Linked DNA regions of Mus musculus: all the other regions are linked to region 2. Evidence: chromatin loops called from intact Hi-C (ENCODE). Cell type or tissue: left cerebral cortex. All regions are shown on one strand.

Region 1 (8,000 bases), 100 kb before region 2:
CCCTACAGGCCCAGTGCTGCCAAGGTTCCCTCCTCCCCCAGACCTCACAGTCTGCATGGGTAAGGGGCTAGGGGCCGCCTTTCAAAATCACATTCGAACTGGACTTGCGTGTCAAAGCCAGACTGGCCATGTTGGATCAAGGATTCTGTGCTGGAACAGTGGGATCGCACCTGCCTGTTCCTGTGTAGCATAGGAAGGAAAGGGGGAAAGAGAGGAGACACCCCCTGAATGAGTGACTCAAGGGTGGTGGGGTCCCTACCCCTATTCCAGAGCTCCTAAGTTTTGTATATATCCCTTTGTACACATATTGGGACATTGGCCTTACTACAAAGCAAATAGAACCAGGTCTCTTTTGTAATCCATGTAGCTGGCTTCATTTTTTTTAAATTTGGGCTTTGATGTTTTGTGTCCTGGGAAGTTTGTGACCATCTCTAGCCATTGCCCACTTTCCCTCCTGGGGTGCCAGAGCCCAAGGGGATACTGCCAGGTTTTCCCCAGGGTTGCTTGCTACACTGATCCCAAACCTTCCATGCCAAAAGTCTCCTTACGGTTTCCCACAGGGTCCACCCCAGGGTGGAGTACACATGGAATTGGAATTGTAAAGTGGGGAGAGGGTATCCGAGGATCAGCAGACAGAGATGGGGAGGTGTGGAGAGGGTGGGTCCAGGAATTGTCCTTAGGATCTACGCTGAGATCACCAGTTGCGTACCATGAGGGCTTGACTCAGAGAATCTCAGGGGACATGGACACACACACACACACACACACACACACAGAGACAGAGAGAGAGACAGAGAGAGAGAGAGAGAGAGAGAGACTCAGCTCTCCATCAGACTCCCAGACTCACATGACAGAACGAAAGCTTTCCAGATGGCGCCTCTCTTCTTATCACATCTACGGCCCTATTTGCTCCTTTGTCATAAAGATAAAACATCTCGTAAATGCAACGGTCCTCGGCGGTGTCACCCCACCTCAGCCTCAGAGCGGCAGTCGCTAGAAAGGTCCTTGGGTCATCTCTTCAGGACTATTTGGGCTTCTTTTTTCATGCAGCGCGGGGGGGGGGGGGTGGGAATCCACCCTCAGAAATGAGCCCTGGTGGGTTCAAGCAAAGAGGAAGTGGGAGAGCAAGAAGCCCAGTGTGGGAGCTGGAAGTTTGTCTCGGAGAGTCCCTGTGATCAGACTTAAAACTCTGGAGGGACTCCCCAGGCCTTGTGCACTGTCCTTTCCCATTCACCCCATTTCCTGCAGTAGGAGACTAACAGGAGGGCACAGTTCATGGTGACAGGACCTTTGTCAGGAGAGATGAGAGGACTCTGCCACTGGATCCTTGGGTGCCTGGCCCTGGTCAGTGGTCACATGCTGTTGAGCAAGGTCTTTGGCTCTCTGCTTCCCTTTTCTCAGACTGAGTTAAGTCTGACTCCGTTAGTCCTAAGATTCCCTGGATGTCCCAACTGCTCAGGGCCTGGTTGAGCCACAAGCCGATCGATGGAGGGGCCATATGCTTCTGAACGCCTGTGAGGAGGTCACATCAAGGGCTCCTTCTGTCTGACTGTGTGTCAGGCTGAGGGTAGAGTTCAGCGGTAAAATGTTTGCCTGGAATGTGTGAAGCCCTAGGTCCAGTCATCCCCAATGCAATTCACAAAATAAATACCAAAGCGAGCAAGAACATGAGTGCAGTATACTGCCTTGAAAAAGGCAGTGACTTCTTATTTTTCTTATAAGGCCAGACAATTCCCAGTGCAGCGAGAGTGTTGAGGGTGTGCATGAGCTCCGGTTCTCACAGGCAGCCAGCATAGTCCTGAAGAACACCCTTTCCCAGAGGGTGAACAGACGGCATCTCTCCTGTTGGCCTCTTGTGTGTGACATTTGGGATGACTGCCAGGCAGACAGCAAAAGAACGTTGTCTCCCCACCTACTCCTCCAGGCCCGTTTTACTTCCTGGAGACAAAATCCACCCCAGAGTTTTCAGTTGGTCAAGGAAATACTTTGTTACCATTTGGTGGGAGAGTGTTTGCCCAGTACTCATAAGACAGGCAGGCGTTTCCCTAACTGACACGTTATGGCTTCCTGACAGCCTTGTGGCGCTGAACCACTCACTGTGTTCCCTCTCGTGCAGAGGAAGACACTGAGATCAGACAGGTGAATCTACCTGCTTAAGGTTGCACGGTCAGTCTATGCTAGAGATTTTAGGAATTAGCCCAGATTTAGCAATGTGAATCCTCCTTTGTGAATAGAACGAACCTAAAATCTGATCGCTGCCTATGGGTGTGGGAGAAATGTCACAGAAAATATGAAATGAACTACAGGAACCGTGGGGATTCAGAGATGAGCAGGTTGCTGAAGGAAGAAAGATTAAAAAGCAGGCTGGGCTTGCTGACTACCCCTCTCCAGGCTTCGCTGCTTGGAATCCCACAGGTGAGAACACTGGAGTCCCAGGCTTGAAGAATGCCCTCATTTGATCAAATAACTACTGCCCCGTGTCTTAGCTTGGGACCTAGACCCACAGCCCCTGTCATTCCTGGCTTAGGGTGGGTCCCAGCCAAGGTATCTTTGGGGTCCCTGGGCAAAGATATTCTAATACTACTGTCTCTTTGAAGATGACCTGGTCCCAACCATCTTCTGGAACATCAGAGCTTGGGGACAAGAGTACAGGCAAGGTCACTGCTGCCCTGGAGTGGGCAGAGAAGTCAGGCAGTGCTGCAGGGGGATGTGAGTGGAAAGGACAGGCAAGAGGCCTCGAGTGCAGGGCCAGGCTCTGGTCCACACTGAAGGTCTGAACCTTCTTTCATCCCCTTGGAAATGAGAGGGTAGCTCTAGGTTCATGGAGAGACCCTGCCTTGAAGGAAAAAGTGGAAAGTGACAGAACTGGATACCTGATATCCTCCTCTGACCTAAAAAGAGGGACGGGGCTATACTTCCAAAGTTCAACACTCATTCCAGATCCTGGGGCCAACCTCCAATAAAGACAAGAGAACCTTTGACATCCCTCCCGTAATATGATACATTTTAAAAGTCTGAGACAAATACCCTGGTGATACAAAATTCATTATTAGCTAGTACATAGCCACATGTTAAAAGGCCTTAAATCACTCAGGGAGAACACTATCCTCACTTCTTTCTGTGGAGAGGCCCGTTTGCTGCCCTCAGACTCTAAAAGCAGGGCCCGCAGGGCCCACTCCTTCATTATGGATGTCAAGGGAAGGAACCTGCCAGGCCAGGGCCCTGCCACCGAGCTGTAGCCTTCCTCGCCTTTTTATTTTTGAGACATGGTCTCACTAAATTACCTAGGATGACCTTTGACTCATTGTAAAGCCCCCAGAAGGCCTCAAGCCTGTGATCCCCCTGCCTCAGCCTTGGCACCACGCTGCAACAAGGAGCTGTGGTTTCACCATCAGGCCCTGCTGATCCTTTTAAACAAAGGCAAAGCAGGGCTTAGCTCAGAGGCAACCTGTAACTACAGTAAGGATGCAAGCTGTCACTTGCTTAGCAAACGTGTGTGACAAGGGCTTTAGAGCGACCAGCGGACAGGAGAGTTTCAGAAATAGTGCAGAGTCCTCAGCAAAAATCCATGTGACCTTTGCCTTACTTTCCAATCTTAACACTGATACATTGGACAAGATTTTTTTAAAAAATCAATATTGATATGTGGCTATGGACTAAAAGCAGAGGAGTCACTCGCAGTGTTCTCCCTGCGTCTTTACTGTCCCCAAACCCCACCTAAGCGATCACTTTGTTTTGAGTATGTCTTCTTTTCTAAAACTATTTTCCATATTGATTTTCTTTATCCATTGTGATTCTGTTTTCCATTAGAGAATGACCGTTTTTTTTTAACTTTCAGAGTTACATTTATTTTTTTTTAATATCAAGAACTTACTAAAATCAACTTATGCTGAAATTAAAAAAAAAAAAAAAACGGCAGCTGTCTCACATCTGAAAGGCTAAGGTAGTTAGTTGCTCAGGCTGAGGCTGGCTACTTCAGCTCAGGACCGCTTCTTAATCGGTGGCCTCTGGTCACTCCAATCCTCCATTCCTCATAGACAACAATAGGATCTTTTAAAATTCCATGATATTTGCGGGGGGCGGGGGGAGCGTGCCACCTTGGTATGGTTATTTCCCCAACTTAGTGATGCCCAGAATCTCAGCTAGAATCCTTCAACCCTCCACAACTGTCCTTTTTTGACCTACAATAACCTCCTAGCTCTTCTAGGTCCTGATTGGCCGATAGAGAGATCAGGTGATGGAGGCCCTCTAGCGTTCCAGTCGGATCCTGAGTCATAAGGCTCCCTGCTGGAATGCCGCACGTCTCATCTGTCCGCTCGAGAACTTTTTCCATTTCCAACTCCAGCCTATCTTCTCCAGGGGAAAGAGCAACGACGTCAGAGGTCATGGTGACTCAGATTCCAGCCCTGACCAGGATGGCCACCTACTTCCTCACCTGTAGATTAGGTGTGATGAAATTTCACAGGTTGCCTGGGCAACCAAGAGCCGGCTCCCAAATGAGGAGAGCGGAGGATGAGGCATGGGAGACAACCCCCCCTTCCATTCTTGGGGTCTTTAAGTTCTAGTGTGGGATACCCAGATTATAAATTGGCAAACAGGAAAACAATCAACTTCAGTGTTAAATACTACGATTAAAATATGGGCCCGAAGGCCTGGTGTGCTAATCCATAACCTTGCTGGCACGTAGTAGGTGCTCAGCAAATACTTGTTCAAAGACTAGAGCTGAGTGGGTGGCTAGTCTAACAGGAATGGAACCCCAAAACGGAGGCCCGTGGGACGGAAGAGCCACGGGTGCAACGACTGGCGAGCATTAGAGAAAGTGAAAGAACGATCAGAAGGCGTGGGTGTTGCAAATTTCACCGAGCAGTGTGCACAGGAGGGGGAGGCACCTTCTGGGACAGGCTCTTTTCAAGTGTGGCGGCAAAATTTGGAAGCTTCCCCTTCAAGTGTCTGCTCGAACTCCCCTCATGCCAGCCCAGCCCCTGGTGAGCACTCTCTGCAGACCCCTCCTGTGCCCCGCGCTCTCGCTTCCTGGGGAGCGGGAGACACAGAAGTGCGGGTCCCGTCCCAAGGCCAGCACCCGGGCGATGGCTTTGGTGGCTTAGGTGGCGGTGCGCCCGGCCCAGCCCGGAAGGCCCGGGCCCTAGGGCTGCGCAGGCGGGACCGGCCCGGGCCGGTGTGGGGCGGCTGGGCCAGGGAGAGAACAGGCGGGGAGCGCCAGGGCGGGAGCTGCGGGGCTGCCAGAAGTTCTGCCGTCGTCCCATCCGTCGCTGCCGCCTCCAGGTAAGCCCGCGGGGAGCCCCGATCGTCCCCACGCCGCCTCCACTGCGCTTCCGAACCCGGAAGTGCTCTCGGGACTCCTGAGTAGCTGGAGGGGAAACTGATGCCAACGAGCATGCCAGCGGCCCCCGCCTGCCAGCACAGCCCAGGGCACCGGTCGCTGGGTTTGAAGGGAAGAAAGGACCTTGCTCAAGGTCACGCAGGGTCACTGGACGCCCCCTGCGTACTGGGAGCTCCAGGCACCCACTCCCACCCTCTGTGTCTCCAGACTCAGTTCCCCGAGGCCTGGGAAGCCCTAGAGTCCCGGAAAGGCCCGGCCCCTTCCTGCTGTGACGGGGGCGTGGCTTCTCGCCCCGCTGCGGGTTTTTACAGAGTAGGGGACATTTCACATTACAGGTTTTTACATCCGGGAAAACTGAGTCTGGGAACAATGGGATGATTTTGGCCAGGACCAGGCAGTCAGAGCAAAGAGGTTAACTAGGGTGAGCTGACTTCAGAGTTTGACCCAGTGTTAGGTTCAAAACTGGCCTCCATGATGTCCTTGTCCTTGCCAGGGGTGACCCAGAGTAGAAGCTGGGGCTGGCTAAATCTGCAGGTTTGATCCTGAGGCCACTGCTGCCTTCAAGTAGGAGGGAACACACCCCTGTAGGGCTTCCCAGGACGCCACTCACGGGGTATATTTATTGAGCACCTACTATGTGTCATCGTGTAGGCTCTGAAGACACAGTAGTGAAGACTCCTCAGGGTGAATCAGCTAGGCAGAAAGACAAGGCCACCAAAATCCCCAATTACCCAGTATGTTTGAGAAGTCAGGAAGGAACCCAGGGCCCCATCCTCCTAGTTAGAACCCTACCAAACCGCCTGAACCTCTGGGCATCACCGAAGATGCTGCTTCCAGCCTCAGTTTCCCACTCCCCTGGACTTAAAAGATGCCCTCAAGGAACTTGAGCCTGGCTCTGCCACTTCCTCTCTGTGTCACCTTGGGTGTCACCCTGAACCTTCATTTCCTTATAACACAAGAGGATCATGGATTATAATTCTTCCCAGTGCTGAAGATCGTGTCAGGATGCTTCATGAATTGGAAAGCACAGTACCCAAATCAAAAGTAAATTAAAGCCAGGCATGGCGATGGTGGCATAGACCTTTAATCCTGGTGCTTGGGATTTAATCTCAAACTGTGAGTTCGAGACTGACTTGGTCTACATAGTGAGTTCCAGGGGACAATGAGGGCTATGTAGAGAAACTGTCTTTAAATTAGATAGATAGATAGATAGATAGATAGATAGATAGATAGATAGATAGATAGATAGATAGATAGATAGATAGAGATAGAGATATATACACCTTTAATCCCAGCACTTGGGAGGCAGAGGCAGGCAGATCTCTGTGAGTTTGAGGCTAGCCTGGTCTAGAGTGAGTTCCAGGACAGATGGGGCTCAAAGAAACCCTGTTTTGAAAACAAAACACGGGGCTGGAGAGATGGCTCAGCGGTTAAGAACACTGGCTGTTCTTCTAGAGGACCTGGGTTCAATTCCCCCACATGGCAGCTCACAACTGGCTGTGATACCTGCCCCAGGGGATCTGACATCCCCCCCCCACATCCCCCCCCACAAATATACATGTAGTCAAATCACCAAAATACATAAAATTAAAAATAAATAAATAAAAATTTATTTGCTTGGGATGCTGAAGACAAAACTCAGGCTTTTTTTTTTTTTTTTACAAAAACCACTGAGCTATGCCTCAAACGAGCAGAGATGCCTGCCTTTTCTTTCTTTCTTTCTTTCTTTCTTTCTTTCTTTCTTTCTTTCTTTCTTTCTTTCTTTCTTTTCTTTCTTTCTTTCTTTCTTTCTTTCTTTCTTTCTTTCTTTTCTGAGACAGGGTTTCTCTGTGTAGCCCTGGCTGTCCTAGAACTCACTCTGTAGACCAGGCTGGCCTCAGAGATCCACTTGCCTCTGCCTTTCAAGTGCACAACCATTGCCTGCCTCAGAGATGCATTTCCTCACAGGTCTAGTGACTTGACAGCCTGTTCTCCTCAGTAGAGAAACCTTAGCCACACACAGAGCTGGGGTGGCCGACTTCCAGGTGAGGAGGCTGAGGCTCCCTCCAGGGCTGGAAACATAACACCCACCTCACACCCAGCATTTCCTGTTTGTTTTCCTCCAGACTCTCACAGGCTCAGACAGTCAGGGTGTATTCCTCAGCTTCCTGAAAGGCCCCCAGCAAGCTGTGACCTCTCGGGAACACCTTGACTTCTTTTACAAAACACCAGTCTGCAAGCTTGACACGGGACTGAAGGAACATTTCAGGGTGACAGAACTCTTGGAGCCTTTGTAGGCCCAGGCTCTAGCGTGGCTAGGGACACAACTGACTGGTTTAGCTTGCTGCTTCTCAGCCTGAACTTGGACTGGGAAGGCCAGACCCAACCCAAGCCTGGGCTTGGTGGATGTGGGACCTGAAGGTGGTCTGTACATTAGATTGTTGATAGTCCTCTTGTACTCCTTCAGTGGTTTTTCAGACTCATGTAGCCCAGGCTGGCCTTGAACTCACTATGTAGCCAATGATGACCACCTAGGTTTTCTGATCCTTCAGCCTCCACCTCCTGGGATAAGACAGATGGAAAAGGGGGGTGCGGGTGGGGACACAGAGCTTCATGCATGCTGGTCAAACACTCTCCCAGCAGAGATCCTGGGCTCTGAAATACTGCATTTCAGCGTAGA
Region 2 (8,000 bases):
ATAGGGTGTGAGCTGGAAGCTGTCTTCCATATTCTTTGTTCTTCCAACTCATAATGAGAAAGCTAGCCTCAGGTTCCGGGCATAACAGATGAAAGCTCTTCAGATACTGCTGGGCCCCTTCTGACATCCCTGCCCTGTGTTTCCTGTGACTGTCTGAGGCAAGGGTTACTGGTTTGTCTTTTCTGGAAGAGAGGAACTTTTCCTTCTGAACACATTCATGGAAGTAAAGAGATGGGAGTAGGAGAGATACCCCACTCCTACCCCCCACCCCAGCTGATTCTCTTTCCTTTTCAGAATCTCTGAGAGCAAGGGTGGAGCTTCATGGTAGACCCAGGAGAGTCTGTGCCACAGTTGACCAATAGCTTCAAGAACGCATGAACTTCCATTTGGATTTAATATTGTTTTTCTTTGCGCGCTCGCGTGTGTGTGTATATATACTAGCCATCTCACACGGAAGGGGTCTGGGGTGGTCCAGAAGCAGCCGTGCAGCCCCCATGCCCATGCCAGAGCACACAGGTGAAAGTCAGAGGACATGAATGGAAGTATGTTCTTTCCTTCTACCATGTAGGTCCCAGGGATAAAACTTGGGTCTTCAGGCTTGGTGGCAAGTGCCAATACCTACTGAGATTTCTGGCCAGTCCCTTATCTTTTTAACTTTGTGTGTGTGTGTGTGTGTCTGTGTCTGTGTGTGCACACATGTATGTGTGTGTACATGTGTGTGTGTGCACATGCGCACTTGCATGCTCACCCTCACATGCACAGAATCCAAGAGACAGAACCCAATGCCTTGGAGTCCCGAGTGCTTGTGGAATGCCTGGCTTGTTATGTGAGTGCCAAGGTCCAGACTCCACTCTTCATGATTTTGCTGCAAGCTCTCTTAACCACTGAGCCATCTGACATCTTTGCAAGGTAAGAAACAAGCCCCTACTGTGTGCAGACATCAGATATTATCTGTTTACATCACAAACACTGACTTGTAGGTCACTCAATTTGGGGGATCCTGGGGAGAAGCCACCAGCCTTTGAGGCCAGGAAATTCACACAAGTGAGAATCAAGTGCAGTCACCTCTTACCCTCAGACCAACAAAAGTCAATAAAACCGTGACAAGGCAGGAGCAAATCACCAAGCAAGAGTGAAGTCTTTACAAAGAAAAAGGATAACACCAGCGGTGGTGATGGTGGCTCATGCCTTTAGTGCCAGCAGTCGGGAGGCAGAAGCAGGCAGATCTCTGTGAGCTCAAGGCCAGCCTGGTCGACAGAGCAAGTTTCACGTCAGCCAGAGCTACGCAGAGAAACCCTGTCCTGTAAACCAAAAGAAAATACCAAAGTTCTGAGAAAAGAGCGTGGAAGGCCCTCATTCGACCTGACTGAATCAGGCCTACTGACAGCTTGGGAAAGAGAGGGTCACAGCCAGAACTCCTGTCCACTCCAAACACCACTGTCCTAGGTGACCAGACCTTGGACGATCATGTCTCCCTCACAGCATTGGAGCCCAGCTGCTCTGGGGGCCCACCTCACCAAGTCCCTTGCTGCTCAGTGACACACCCACCCACCCCAAGGCTACCAACCTCACCCCAAGGCTACCAACCTCACCCCAAGGCTACCAACCTCTACGAACCTCCTTCACCTGAGGCTATGAGATGTCCTTGCAGAGAGCAGCTGGGACCTTTGCCAGGGGCTCAGTTCACAGACCTAAGTCTCAGGAGCCCAAGCCTAGAGAGCCTACATCTCACCCGCCACGGTGGACCTCAGCCAGGAGCCCAGTAACCTGTATGGCAAGAGCAGCCATGCTTGCTTTGAGATAAGGGGCCTGCACAGGTAACTATTGAGCTATATGTACTGGGAGTCAAAACTGGCCTAGCCTCACACAGTCCCCAAGCCATGGAGGCAGTGTGGCTAAATCAACACATAAACAGGGGTTGCGATGGCAACAGCATCAGGGAGGCCGTGGGCCTTCAGACCCAGAAGTCAGGGTCAGCAAGAGCAGCTCCAGACAGAGGCGTTGAGGCAGAGGGAACAGCAAACACAAAGACCTTAAGCCAGGCATGGCAGGGCACATGTATAGTACCAACAACTTGGGAGACAGATTCAGGGAGATCACAAGTTCAAGATCACCTTCAGCTACATAGGGAGCTTGGAGTCCACTGAAGCTACATGAGGCCTTCTTTCAAAGTAAGGCCCGAAATCTTGGCACAGAGTGAAACATGACAACTTTGAAGACTGTCCTCGGGGCCCTGAGGCTGGTGTAGGCAGAGAAGAAGAGGAGAGAGGGAAAGGGAGGGTAAGAGTTTGGCCTGGAAGGATCCTCAAGGGCCATAATTGAGGTGGGATTTTGCCTTGTGGAGAGCTAGGTGGGGTTTGTAGCAAGAAAGCAAATGGCCAACTTCTTTTCAGTCACTTTGGCTCTGGGAAAGTGAGCTCCCTGGTGAGAGGTGACAGTGGCTTAGACTAGGGATGGACAGCAAAGGCATGCTTATTTCGAAGACAGGACCAACAGGCCCAGAAAAAGGTGTGTGAATACGAGGGGAAGAGGGTGCTTTCTAAGTTCCCCAGATGTGATACAGGATGGGGCCCGTCACAGAGAAGCATGCCAGCTTCCTCCTCCATACCCAGCTCACCACAGCCCGCATATCCCACCACAGTCAGAGCTTGAAATTCATCCGAAAGCCATAGCCACCGGCCTTGGGGGATTAGCAACGACTGTTAACTATGAGGCAGTCACCCAGTGGTTTCCCAAGGGCGGTTTATTTCTCCCCATCCCGAAAGCCAGGTCTCCCAAACCCACCCCGGGTACCTGCAAGGTTTCCAAGGCCTGGCCAGCCGTAGCCGTGCCCGTGGTGAGCGAGGCCACTTGCACCGCCTGCTTGCGGGCAGCCAGCAAGATCCTGCAGTAGGTGAAGCAGATGGCACCCGAAGGCAGGAAAAAGGTGACGCCGGACGCCACGAGGACATAAGGCAGGCTGGCCAATAGGCGGCACTGGCCCGGGGCAGATGTTCGAGCTTTGCCCAGTTCATGCCAGCCCAGCAAGAGGGGCAGGAAGGAGGCCAGCGCGGCGAGGCTCCAGGCACCCAGGATGAGCGCCAGGGCACGCGGGGCTGTCATGCGCAGCTTGTAGCGCAGCGGCGAGAGGATGAGCAGGTAGCGGTCCAGGCTGATGAGGCAGAGGTTGAGAATGGAGGCGCTGCAGCACATCACGTCGAAGGCGGTCCAAAGCAGACAGAGGCCGCGAGCTAGCACCCAGCGCCCATACAGCGCGTTCAGCATGGCTGGGGGCATCACCACCAATCCCACCATCAGGTCCGACGTGAAGAGCGACACCAGGAAGAAGTTAGACGTGTTGCGCAGCGCGGGCTGCGTGCAGATGAGCGCGATCAGCAGCGAATTGGCGGCTGCCGTCAGCACGATGACCACGCACAGCGCAGCGGCCACCCAGCCGCTGCCCCCTGGGGCTGGCGGTGGCCCGGGGCCCCAGGCTGGGGTGCTACTGTTGACAGGGCCGGGCTCTGGAACCATGGGGACTAGGGTTGAGGACCAGGACAGGATATGGTGAATGCGGATACAGGGTGAAGCCAAAGGAAGAGAAAGCAAGATGGGTAAAAACTGCACCTCAGAGGAGTAGGTGGCAAAACAGGGTTCTTAGGTCACCGAGCAACCATTACAAGAGGTCGGGGAGAGATTGTAGGGGCGCCTCCTATGGCGGGGCCACCTGGAGTACTCGGGTAAGAAGTTTGGGGAGGGGTACCGATGCGCCGAGTCCATGAAAGTTGGGCTGGGGCTGGATGAGAGCCCTGGAATGGAATAGAGCCACCGGGGATGCCTAAGGATGGGGGTGGGGCTCCTGGCCAGAGGCACGGCTGGGGAGGTGGGAGCAGGAGGCGAACTCCCGCCTTCCGGTCGGGGCAGTCTCTCTGAGGAGGGTGGGCGTGTGAGTACGCTTGATCACGAGCTGTCGCGCGTGGGGGTCGCAATGGGGTGGCCCAAGAACAGGAGCGCAGCTCGGCGGCGGAAAGCAGGTCTCCTTTCTCCCCTAGGCACTGAAGGATCCCGGGTACCGGAGGCCGCGGACCGGGCCGGGCCAGACCTGGTGGGGGAGAGAGGGCTGGCAGAGGAGCGCAGCGCGGCGCGGCGCTCCGCCCTCCCGGCCGCGCCGGCTCGCCTGGCCGCCTCCCGCCCGCGCTCCCTACCTGGGCGCTCGCGGGTGATCCGCTGCCGGCGACTGCGGCAAGCGCCGCGGGGCTGGAGACTACAGGCAGCGGCTGGTGGCGCGGCGGGCATAGGGCTCCCGAGCCGGGGAGATGGTGCGCAGGAGCCCGCGACGCTTCAGCCACGCGCGGTCCCGGAGGCTCCGAGCGTGCGCCCCGCCCCGCCCCGCGGTGGGCGGGCAGAGTCGAGCCCCTCTTAGCTGGCGAGCGGGGTTGTGGTACCCTAGGCCTGGAGAAGGATGCTCCAAGCGCTCCCGGGCGCCCGCAGCCCCCACACCTTCGCCTGTGGCTCCCCTGCCCACATGTGGTGATGGCGCAGGCAGAAGTCAAGGAAGGGGGACGTGACCTGTATGTACCCGGAGACTGCTCCCCAATGGGGGTCGAGCCACTCACTGTAAGAATCACCGAGCTTTCAAGAGAAGTCAGCTGGGAAATACCGAGCAAGTCCTTTGAGATCCCTCTGAGCCTCAGCTGCTGGATCTATACAATGGGTAAATAATTTCTACCACACTTCACCTTTGGATCAACCCTGCCAGTTCTCTAACAACACTGAGTGATTTTGGTGAAGGTCCCCCTCCCTGACCTGTTGGCGCTCCAAGTCTCAGTGTGAGGGATTTGGGAATCTCCAAGCCATTGGAAGGGTAGTCACTGCAAACAGGGGTAGGGCCTAGCGCCTCCTAGTGATGACCAAGTTTTCTTCACACCTTGTAGGTACCAGGTACTGCTCTGGACCATCTATCTGGACACCACGACATTAGATGACGCTTCCCATCTGTGAACTTCCATTCTAGTGGAAGGAAATGGACAAGAAATGGGCAAAGGAAACGTAAAGTGGTCATTTCTATAGGAAAGGGGGGAGGAAGAAGAGGGAGGGGAGGAGGGAAAGGAGGAGGAGGAGAGAAAATGTACAGCAGTGTGAAGAGAACCTGACACGTATCTTTTTTGAAATGGAAATACCTCCCACTTAGAAGAGCCCACTGCGTTCATGGCCTTGGTTTGTCCTGGAATATCTCTACCCAGATTCCTACCCCCAACTATAAAGCCAGAATATACATGCCAGAAATATAAATACCAGGAAGAAGGTGTTACGCTGAGGCTCAGAGAGGTCAAGAGCCTCTACCGAGGTCTCCAGCACCAGGCAACCAAGGATCTGGTGGAACCGAGTTCCGCCAGGTGCTCAAGGCAGAAGGTGCTTAAGATGCCCGGTGTCCAAATCCGCAGATCAACGGTATCCACTCACACCCAAAGGTGGGTGAAGTCAGCCGCAGCACCCAAAAGACGGACCCTGTCTTTCACTCCACACTGTGAGGCCTGAGGAAACAGAAGGTCACCCCTGGATGGAGCGTCAGAGACCCACTTGCGATCCCAGCTCTGATGCTCAGTAGGTTCTGCGCATTCAGGGCCGGTGGCGGCTGATCCCTTGGCCTTCTTTTCTCTCCAGCCACAGTTAGCAGAATTCCGTGTCTGACTCACGGGGTGTCAGGGGAGATTAGATGACACTGTGTGCTCCAACAGCTTGACAGTCCTATGTCGGTGCTAGCTGTTGGCTTCTGTGTCTCTCACTGGCGTTTCATCCTGAGGTGCCTCTCATAGCCCTGGTGTGCCTAACACAGCAGCAGGAGATATGTTTGCAGCATGGGAATCAGGGCTTATCGTCATAATCTGTTACTTGATCTATAATGCTGGCAAAGGTTTCTCCTCCTCCTCCTCCTCCTCCTCCTCTTCCTCCTCCTCGTCCTCTTCTTCTTCTTCTTCTTCTTCTTCTTCTTCTTCTTCTTCTTCTTCTTCTTCTTCTTCTTCTTCTTCTTCTTCTTCTTCTTCTTCTTCTCCGTCTCCTTCTTCTTCTTCTTCTTTTATTTTTTCTCCTGCCTACGATTGTTTGCCTACATGTATGTCTGGTGCCTGTGGAGGCCAGAAGAGAGCATCGGATCCCCTGGGACTGGAGCTACAAATGGTTGTGAGCTGCCATGTGGGTGCTGGGAATTGAACACAGCTTCTCTGGAAAAGCAGCCAGTGTTCCTAACCACTGAGCCATCTCTGCAATCCTGTAGCAAAGGGTTTCTTTTGTTTTGGAATTGTGTGTGTGCCTGTGTGTGTGTGTGTGTGTGTGTGTGTGTGTGTGTGTGTGTGTGTATGGTGTATGTGTATAGTGAAGTGTGTGCCTCTGTGTGTGTGTGTGTGTGTGTGTATTGTGTGTGTATGGTGCAGTGTATGCCTGTGTGTCTGTGTGTGTATGGTGCAGTGTGTGCCTCTGTATGTGTGTGTGTGGTGCAGTGTGTGCCTCTGTGTGTGTATGTGTGCCTGTGTGTGTGTTGTGTGTGTATGTATTATGTGTGTGTGTGGTGCAGTGTATGCCTGTGTGTCTGTGTTTATGATACAATATGTGCCTGTGTGTGTGTGTGTGGTGCAGTGTGTGCCTCTGTGTGCCTCTGTGTGTGTGGTGCAGTGTGTGCCTCTGTGTGTGTGTGTGTGTGTGTGTGTGGTGCAGTGTGTGCCTCTGTGTGTGTGGTGCAGTGTGTGCATGTGTGTGTGTGTGTGTGTGTGTTGCAGTGTGTGTGCGTGTGTGTGTGTAAGAGGAGCGAGGACAACTTTCGGGCATTCTCTCCTATCAGATGGTACCAAGGATGGAGCTCAAACACAGGTCATCAGGTTTAACTGCAGGCGCCTTCCAGATCAGCTGTCTCCTCGGAATGGGTCTTGTTTGCATGTGTTTGGTTTGTTTGCTTGCTTGCTTGTTTTTCTGAGACAAGGTCTCATTATGTAGCCCAGGCTAGCCTCAGCTTTTCCATTTTCCAGCTCAGTTTTCTGAGGACTGGGTTAGCGGCATCACCACCATGCGGGGCTACAAAAGACTCTTCAGTTCTCCATGCTGTGATATCAGACAGCAGAGATGCAAATGGGATGGCCATTTGAGACTCTTCCTTGCAGCTTACAAAACATGACTGCTTTATTTATTTACTTACTTATTTATTTACTTACTTTTATGTATATGGCTGTTTTGCCTGTAGGAATATATGTACACTGCATAATGTAGTGTTCAGGAAGGCCAGAAGAGGGCATCAGATTCCCTGGAACTGGACAGGTTTGAGCCACCATGTGGTCCCTAGGAACTGAACTTCGGTAAGAGCAGCCCTTAACTACTAAATGCTTCTGTAAGTGCTCTTAACTACTAAGCCACCTTCTCTCCAGCCCCTAAAAACATGATCATTTTAACACTTGCTAATCCCAGGTGACCAATTCTTCACGCATGTTTGTTATATTACGATCTGCACTATGCTATAATTAAAAAGTTTCTTTTCAGCCGGAAAAGTGATGGCCCACACCTTTAATCCCAGCACTCAGGAGGCAGAGGGAGGCAGATCTTTGAGTTCAAGACTATCTTGGTCTATAGCCAGGGCAAGAGAAACCCTGACTTAAAAAATGAAAAAAGAAAAAGAAGTGAGTTTATATTTAAGACTGGCCCTGGGGGCCACCTTGTGGTCACACTGTTAATACCTGGAACTTAAGGACGTTCTTCATTTGTCCTTTGTGTCCTGGAATGGATGGTAAAGCGGAGGCCTCCCTAGCGACCACAGGTGCAAAGGGACTTTTGAGAATGTTTAACCCTTTCTTAGCTGCACCCAGCCATGGTGAGCTGCCTCTCTCTAGGAGGGAGGCAGGCAGTAATGCCACCTTGGATAATAGACCAACTATCTCAGGAAGTCAGACGCCTGCTGCACTCTCCATTCCCGGAGACACAGAGGACCAAGACAGCTCCCCACTACACCGAGGGGAAAGCCAAGAGCTGTGCAGGTTGTG
Region 3 (8,000 bases), 78 kb before region 2:
CCAGACCTCTATCTGCTGCACACTTAACAATTTTTAATGTCAGCTCTCAGGAGGCTGAGGCAGGAAAATCACAAGTTCAAGACCAACTTAGACTATATTCTGAGACCCCTTGTCTCAAAAAAAAAAAAAAGTCAAAACTGGTTGGGTAGACAAAGTTCAGCACAAACTCCTTCTGTCAAGGCTCAGGTATTTTTGATTTTCAGGCTGTGGTCTGTGTCAGTTACTTAACTTCTCTGTTGTAGCCCCACGGTGGCTACAACAAGAGCATGGCTATGTGTCAATAAAACTTTATTCATAAAAGCAAGCTAGGGGCCAGGTTCCTGAAGGCTATCTTTTGTGATCCTTGAGGGGAGGAACTTTGGAGGAAGCATGAGGAAGCCAAGATTCCAAGGAAGCCTTGACCCGTTCTCCTTTGGGATGCTGGAGAGCTTGAACCCCAGAAACCAGGGTGTCCTACTTATAAGGATAATCAGGGTATCCTGCTTATAAGGATGATCTTAGTGGGTGACAAGCACATGATGACCCTGGGTGGCACAGTTGCTAGAGAGGAAATGGCTCCACAATGGGTAAGCATGGCACCTGGGGGTGCAAGACAAATGTGTGAGTCTAGAGGTACAACTTAACATGTATGAATGTAGGTTGTCATATCCAGGGAGCAGGGGTTGATCTAAGACCTCCCTGACCTCATGGGACTGTAGTAAGAATTCAACAATCTGTGTATAGAAAGACCTCACACAGGTGGACTTAGCTGTATGAGCATCACTGCCTTTGCTGTTGTTGACTTATTTCATTTTTGACGGTGCTAGAGATGGAAGCTGAGGCCTTGCACACACCCACATGCACAGATTTTCACTAGATCCTTTTGTGCTGTTTAAACTGTCAACTTGACACAACCTAGAGCCACCTAAGAAGAGTCTCAATGAGGAACTATCTAGATCACATTGACTTGTGGGCATATCTGTGGAGGACTGACTCCATGGTTGATATAGGAAGACCCAGCCCACTGTGGGCAGCACCATTCCCTCAACAGGAGATCCTGGATAGCAAAGAGAGCTCCATTATATAGCTGAGAACAAGGAAACAAGCAAGGATCTGTGGACTTGTTCCACCTCTGACTAAGAGTGTAGATCTGGTGGTGTAAGTTCCTGTCTTGACCTCCCTGAGCTGATGAGCTGTAACCTGGTGAATTGTAAGCCAATGAAACCTTCTTTCCCTAGGCTGCTTTTTGTCAGGGTGTTTCCTCACAGCCATCGAAGTGAACAGAGAGCAACCATTAGGGAAATATGTCAGTAGATAGTGCCTCCCATGAGCCATCCTTTGCCCAGGACAGATAGTAACATTGTTAATCTTTCCAACAACCCTAAGAAGTAGGTTTCATCACTATCACAACTATGTCACATATTCAAAATCAGACACAGAGAGGTGGAGTAACCGATCCCAGGACCACACAGCAGGTGGCAGTGCTGGTGGCTGTGCTCTTTAACCCTGTGCTCATAGGACAAGCTAGTTCTTTAGGTCTAAGACTTCCCCAACATCCGGCAGGCTAGACTACTCTGTTGGCCCTGAGCCATCCCTGTGTACTCACTGATTGCTGTCTGTTCACCCTCTTAATCATTCCTGAAACCATCCCCGTCCACACCCACCTGCAACCTTGGCTCAGTCCCCGGGATGACCCACTGGGAAGTGAATATCTATCTATCTATCACAGGCCATCTCAGGAGATAACATTTACTGCAGGCCTGCAGATGCCATACACTGCTCCTGTCATTTTATCTTTTTATATAACTCTTGGGGTGGGTCCCGATGTCACCTACATTTTATAGCCTTAGAAAATAAGAGAGGTGAATTGGGAACTTCGAAGATTCCCCAGGACAGTTGTCACCGTGGCCAGACTCTCACCCTTTCCTCCATTGTCTCCCTCAGTTACCTGTCAATAGTTACCACATCAACTAGCACCGAGCACTGTCAGCATGCTGTGTTCTGCCTTATAAAGCTGCTCTCTTAAACCCATTTTACAGAGGCACAGACAATGAGGACAAACTACTTTCCCAAGTTGCTGTGGCACTCTGTTCTCCTTATAGGGATGAAGGAGGGGCTGTCAGCTCAGCCCTGCGCTGTCTATAACCTTTGTGGCTCGCCCCAGCTACACAGGACCACATTCCCAAGATGTCACCTGACTCCCCAAGATAGCTGGCATAGAGTCACCACTTGAAGCCACCGGGGCACCTCATTTTCAGAACTTTCCCCCAGGGTCAATGGCAGTGTCAGCTTAGGTGTCCCTCAGGATGTTGACAAACAGCTCAGCTGCCCTCCACCCTCTGCCCGGCTCTGTTCCCTCCTTCCCATCTGTAAGTTCTGGTTCCCAGGGAAGTCCCAATGATCTCTACTTCAGACTAGCTTCTGGTGACAGCATCGCCCAGATCTAGACCATAGCTCCCACCCCACCATGCAATACCCTGGTCTTACGGGCCTCTCTGCTCCTCAGAAGCTGTAAGGAATGGGATGGGATGGGTGGGCTGTGCTGTGTAAGGGTCTGGGCTCCTCAGGTTCTTTCACCACGAGGAAGCTCTAAATATCGCCAGGAGTCCAACCTGGTCTAGCCAGTTTCCCTGTGGGGAGCCGGCTGGAACCAGTAGGCTTCAACCTTTTCCGTTTCTCTGCTTCCTAATGAATTCTCCCGTTCCCCATGCCCCATCAACCCTCGCCAAAAACTCAGCCCTGTGCCCAAGGGCAGCCTACATCAAAAGCCAGCATTGACTCTGCCACGGTCCCCAAGATACAGTGCACTTCCCTCTCAGATCACAGGGCTCCTGCCTCTCCACAGTGGCCCCATTGTCCCCTTGGCAGCACACCTGCTGAAGTTAGGATCCCACCTTTACAGTGGACACCATACCAGAAATGAGCCCTTGGTGACATCCAGGCGCTTCTCGACTCCCCAGGGTTGCTGCCCAACTCTGCAGGTGGAACTGGGGCTGCTTAAGCCCCTCCCTCTGTCCTCACACATCTCTGTTCCCTGGTCCCCAGCATGGCTCCAGGTCACATAGGCAGCAGCTGCTGGCTACCTTCTCCTCTGTGGTTCTTGGTAAAAAGTCTTGATGGGGACTGAAGGTAGGAGCTGTGTCACCTAGGATTCTGTTTGGGCCACCTCTGTATTTCCTGGACTCTAGTCACAGGTTGACATATGTGACCCCATCCATCCACCATTGGCATTTCCAGGCCACGTTCCCCAGAAGGTCTGGATCTAACTATATCTCTTTCTAGCTCCTTCTGCACAGAATTTGTGACGGGCCTGGTGAAATGGCTGCATCTGTCTGAAAGTGTCCTCCCAACCATAATGGCCTTTGCCAGTGGCCTGGGAGGCGAAGGAGCCGACATCTTTGCTCAGACTTTATTGCAGGACCCCATTCTGAGAGACAACCCATCAGCAGTCAGTCAGGTACGTCAGCCCCTGTGTGGCCATTCATAACCATCTACAACTCCAGTTCCACTTACAGCGCCCTCTTCTGGGCTCCATGGGTACTGCACACAAGTAGTGCACAGACAGATGTCTGCAGATGCATCCAAAACACCCATACCCATACAATAAAAATAAATGTTAAGAGAATATTCCAGCCTCCCCCTCCCAACTGGAAGTGTTGAAGGGACTTCTGGTTGTAAGCACTTTGGACATTGGTTATTCAGTTTATGTCACCTACTGCAGGAGGTTGTTTGAGAATCAATCATGTTAACGTCTATAAATGCGCTCTCTGTGCATTAATGAGTAGTAAAGGAAGTTACCATAATGAATCAGGCTCTGCTATAATCATCCCCAGAATATATGGTGATGGAGTGTTGGGCTATGCAGCCACCTCAGCCCCCAGGACTGACTTGGAAGGGAAGTGACTTAGTCTCTGTCCCCAGCAGCCCACAGCTGGAATACTTAACGTACACATAATCTTTAAGGCATCTTTAGATGGGACATGAGTTCTACACACAAAACTGGTATTTGTTTCCTGTGTGTCTTACACCCATAGTCTGAAGGTAATTTTATATGATGTTTACCCCTTTCTGCATGGAACCACAGTTCAGTGTATGGAATTTTTTCACTTGAAATAATTTTGGAAATGGAAGTAGGATGCTGGAGGGACAGCTCAGCCATTAAGAGCGCGTACTGCTCTTGGAACTCCAGTTGTGGGGATGCAGCGCCCTCTTCTGGCCTTCTCAGGTTCCTGCATGCATATGGTGCACATAAACTTACAAGTGTTCATATGCATGCACACGAATAAATCTTTAAATATATATGTATAGCTTATATACACACATGTATGGATATATACATATACATGTGTACATACACATATATAGTTTTACATATACATCATTCACACATATCTATGTATCTATGTATCTATCTAATTGGGATTTTTAAATTAGGCATGTTTAATCTGTAGAATCACCCTTACTTTATATTGAGGAAACTGAGGCACAGAGAGATTTTCTTGCTCAAGGTCACCCAGCTAATAAGTAGCCAAAGCCAGGATTTGAACCTTGGTGGTCTGACCTCAGAGCCTGCATTCTATCAAGTTATGGTGACCTTTTTTCTGAAGCAGCAGCTTTGCTGTGTGCCCTTGAACATGTCGCTCACCCTCTCTGAGTGCAGTTTCAGTAGGCAGAGCTTGTGGCACCAACTTCTGATAGCCACGTGCACAGGCAGGATGTAGGGCCTTTCCCTCCTCACCGCGGCCTGCATATTCACCCACGTGCCCAGTTGGCACCTGGCTTGCCACTGTACTGTAGGGTGGAGGGCTTTTGCCATCTCCACTTGGTAGGAGTTAATACTTAGCTGTCCCATGAGCTGGGTGGTGGCGTGTCAGCACCTCACCGATTTCTGTCTCCTTTTTCCCACAGGACCTCCTGAGCTTCTCACTCAAGAATGGTGAGTGGATTTGCTGCCTTTGTGGTGTGGTCCACACGCAGTGAGGCTGGGGACCCTGCCACACCTATGTCTCGCCCAATGTCTTTGATGAGCACCATGTGATATTGACCCGGCTTGTTTGATTTCTGCCCCCTCACCCTCAAATCTGTCCCCTCCTCACCACCCAGCATCCTTGAGCTTAGCAGTGTCATGGCCTCCGAGGTAACAGCTGGGGTTTCCTCCTTGCTGGCACTCCAGCCAGTTCTCTGCTGTCCTCTGAGATCTCAATGACGTTTCCAGAGGCCTGTGTGGCCACCCTTGTCTCCCTGCCTCACACCCAGCAAGGGATTCCAGCCCCTCCAGTGTGGCCCGAGGCCCTGGGGGAGGGGCTGCTCATCCTCTTTCCTACCTCCTCATTCAATAGAGTCAAGCCCCAGGTGTGGCGGCTTCTCCCAGCTGTGGCTCCTTGTAGCTTCTTGGGTGTCCCCCTCCACTTTTGCATTTGATCCCTAGGCTGGACACTATAACTTTCTGTCCTTGGTCCATCTGCTTGCTCTGTCCCTACCTCATTCCATTCAGCCCTCACTTGCCGGGTGTGTTGGTGTGCCGAACAAAATGCCGCAAAGATGGAGGGTTTATTTTAGCTCACAATTTGAGGGCATAGCTTATCTCAGTGGAGAAGGCGTGGAGGGGGCAGGGGAAGCCAGTCACACTGCATCCACAGTCAGGAGGCAGACAGATGAAGGCTGGTTGCCTGTCGGTGCTCTCCTTTTTATGACCTCAATCCATGTGCTGCTGCCCACGTAGGGTGAGTTTTCCTTCCTCATGTAACCTGTCTGGGAACACACAGCCATGCCCTGAGTCACTGAGGGTGAGTCATTACACCTCCCACCCACCACGCCCCCGTTCAACGTGATACCCTGACACATAATTTTTAGTGGTACATTCTACCTGCGTCGACTTCAGTGCCTGCAGCCACCTCCTAACGCAATGTGTATTAGTTCATCTTAACAGTCCTAATGCTGTCCAAAAGCCCAAAGCCTTTTCTGAGACTCACGGTGACCTTTTAACTATAAGTCCCTGTAAAACCAAAAGTGTAAGTTGTTTATTCCCGACATCCGAAGGCACAGAGTAGGCAGCCCAATCCAAGAGGAAGGGATGGAGGCAGAGAAGGAACAGAGAACATTTCCTGCAACCCTGAATCTGACATCCGAGCTCTAGGTGGTCCCTCCGCACATGCTGGGCTCCGAGCTCCAGCAGGCTCCAGCAGCCCCACTCCCCAGTTCTGCTGCCTGCACACTTCAATAGGTGTTTGTAATTTTCTGAGGCACGCTTCCCGTGGTCTTGGTTTCTCCGCCCTCTTGGGATCGCCATTGGATTTCATGCCTCACCTTCACAGCTTCGTCCAACGGTCTCTTGAGGCCTCCCTCCTTGCAGGGTCTCTAACTCTGCCACATATTGCCCAGAGTCCTCAACTTTGGTGCAAGCTTCTATGACCTTGTAAGTCATGCATTGTGCACACCTGCTGTCCCCGTTAGGGTTTCTATTGCTGTGGTGAAACACCGTGACCAAAGAGCAAGTTGGGGAGGAAAGGGTTAATTCGGCTTACGCTTCCACACCCTAATTCATCACTGAGGGAAGTCAGGATGGGAACTCAAACAGGGCAGAAACCTGGAAGCAGGAGCTGATGCTGAGGCCACGGAGGGATGCTGCTTACTGGCTTGCTCCTCATGGCTTGCTCAGTCTGCTTTCTTGTAGAACCCAGGACTACCAGCCCATGGATGAGCCTCCCCCATAAATCACTAATTAAAACGCCTTACAGCTGGATGGATATTATACAGGCATTTTCTTAATTGAGGATCCCTCCCCTTAGATGACTTTAACTGGTGTCAAGTTGACATAAAACCAGCCAGCATAACTGCTAAACAGCTGTAGCTGGCCCTGTGCCCCTTAGTGCCTGATCTGGGGAAAGCACTTCCTGGGAAGTTGAGTTCACACAGAGAAAGCGTCATAGCTTACAGTTCTTTTTTTCCAAATACATTTGCATTTTTCACAAGTTGGAGCCTTTTATGGGTGGCTCTCCAGAACAGCCCATTAAGCTCTGGGTACAGGCTTCTAGAATCCTCTAGCCTGCAGCTCAGACTCTTCCACGGGCCTACAATCCACCCTGACGCCACACTGGCAGGGACAGCTGTGGCCCTCCTTGCCACCACATGTTTCTTGCACTGATCGCCTTTCTCATCGCTGTGACCAAGGACACTGTCCTGGCGGACAGACACTGCAGGAAGGTGCTTTTCCGGGGCAGAGGCCCATCCACTGCAGTAAGTAAGAGTGATGTGGGAAACTCAGCTGCATAATTGATGGTAATAGAGGACTGGTTTCCCCTGATTTTGTTTGTCTGTTTATTTTAACTTAAAAATAGACTATCAGGGCTGGAGAGATGGCTCAGAGGTTAAGGGCACTGGCTGCTCTTCCAGAGGTCCTGGGTTCAATTCTTAGCACCCATATTTATAACTGCAGTCTCAGGTAATCCGATACTCTATACCACACGTGGTACACAGACACTCATGCAGGCAAAACACCTACCCACATTATCGCATTAAAAAATAAAGTCTTTAAGAATCTACCAGCTTAAGAAAGAAAGGGTTTATTTTTTAATAATAATAATAATAATAATAATAATAATAATAATAAAAGAAATCAAAAGGAAGGAGCCTGACTGCTCCAAGCATGGTGGAGGAGGTTCATTGTAGGTCTGAGGGAGAGCAGAGTCAGAGGCAGGGACATCTGAGAGAGTCCAGAGTGAACACAACCCTGAGCTGGGCCACATGAGAAGGTGGGGGAGGGGAGGGGAGAGCCAGGAGAGTACAGAGCAGACAAAAGGTCCAGATAGCCAAAATGGCTGAATTATACAGGGAAGGGAGGCTGGGGGAAGGGCAGCCCACCCTGGGCTGGAAAAGTTTAGGGTAGAAGATGGGCAGTGCCAGCCATGCCCATAAGAGGTAAGGGCTGAGAGATGCAGGGAGAACCTGGCAGCCAGGTCTGCTTTGAGATGCTAAATAGGCACCTTGGCCATTTGTCCTGGGTTTGAGATGTAACAATTGTG

What was found. Peaks named below come from ENCODE experiments on the same cell type or tissue, not always from the same donor. Only the 100,000 strongest peaks of a DNase experiment are listed, where the experiment ranks them.
Region 1: it touches region 2 in a loop (2.5-fold over the local background); 2 of 42 quality-filtered maps call a loop at or near these places.
Region 3: it touches region 2 in a loop (2.3-fold over the local background); 2 of 42 quality-filtered maps call a loop at or near these places.

The regions. Positions count from the first base shown.
Region 1 is chr4:138,968,005-138,976,004 of GRCm38, forward strand. It overlaps Rnf186 (ring finger protein 186), which reads left to right. Exons shown (of 1, transcript NM_025786.4): 1 at 1-361. It overlaps Tmco4 (transmembrane and coiled-coil domains 4), which reads left to right and starts at 4,901. Exons shown (of 17, transcript NM_029857.3): 1 at 4,901-5,283. In left cerebral cortex, a CTCF peak has its summit at 4,275; DNase peaks (open chromatin) are centred at 4,281, 4,873, 5,422, 5,533 and 1 more place; H3K4me3 peaks cover 1,602 bases; H3K27ac peaks cover 1,716 bases.
Region 2 is chr4:139,071,249-139,079,248 of GRCm38, forward strand. Htr6 (5-hydroxytryptamine (serotonin) receptor 6) reads right to left here and starts at 4,322. Exons shown (of 4, transcript NM_001377096.1): 1 at 4,185-4,322; 2 at 2,794-4,081. The coding sequence starts at 3,513. In left cerebral cortex, CTCF peaks have their summits at 2,961 (motif pointing right), 4,890 (motif pointing left), 7,233 (motif pointing right) and 7,692 (motif pointing left); DNase peaks (open chromatin) are centred at 3,130, 4,044, 4,566, 4,822 and 3 more places; H3K4me3 peaks cover 2,203 bases; H3K27ac peaks cover 2,096 bases.
Region 3 is chr4:138,993,137-139,001,136 of GRCm38, forward strand. Tmco4 (transmembrane and coiled-coil domains 4) reads left to right here. Exons shown (of 17, transcript NM_029857.3): 6 at 3,262-3,436; 7 at 4,888-4,915. Among named protein-coding and RNA genes, the nearest start is that of Gm33214, 22 kb to the right of the region's middle. In left cerebral cortex, CTCF peaks have their summits at 3,500 (motif pointing left) and 4,195 (motif pointing left); DNase peaks (open chromatin) are centred at 5,632 and 6,875; H3K27ac peaks cover 371 bases.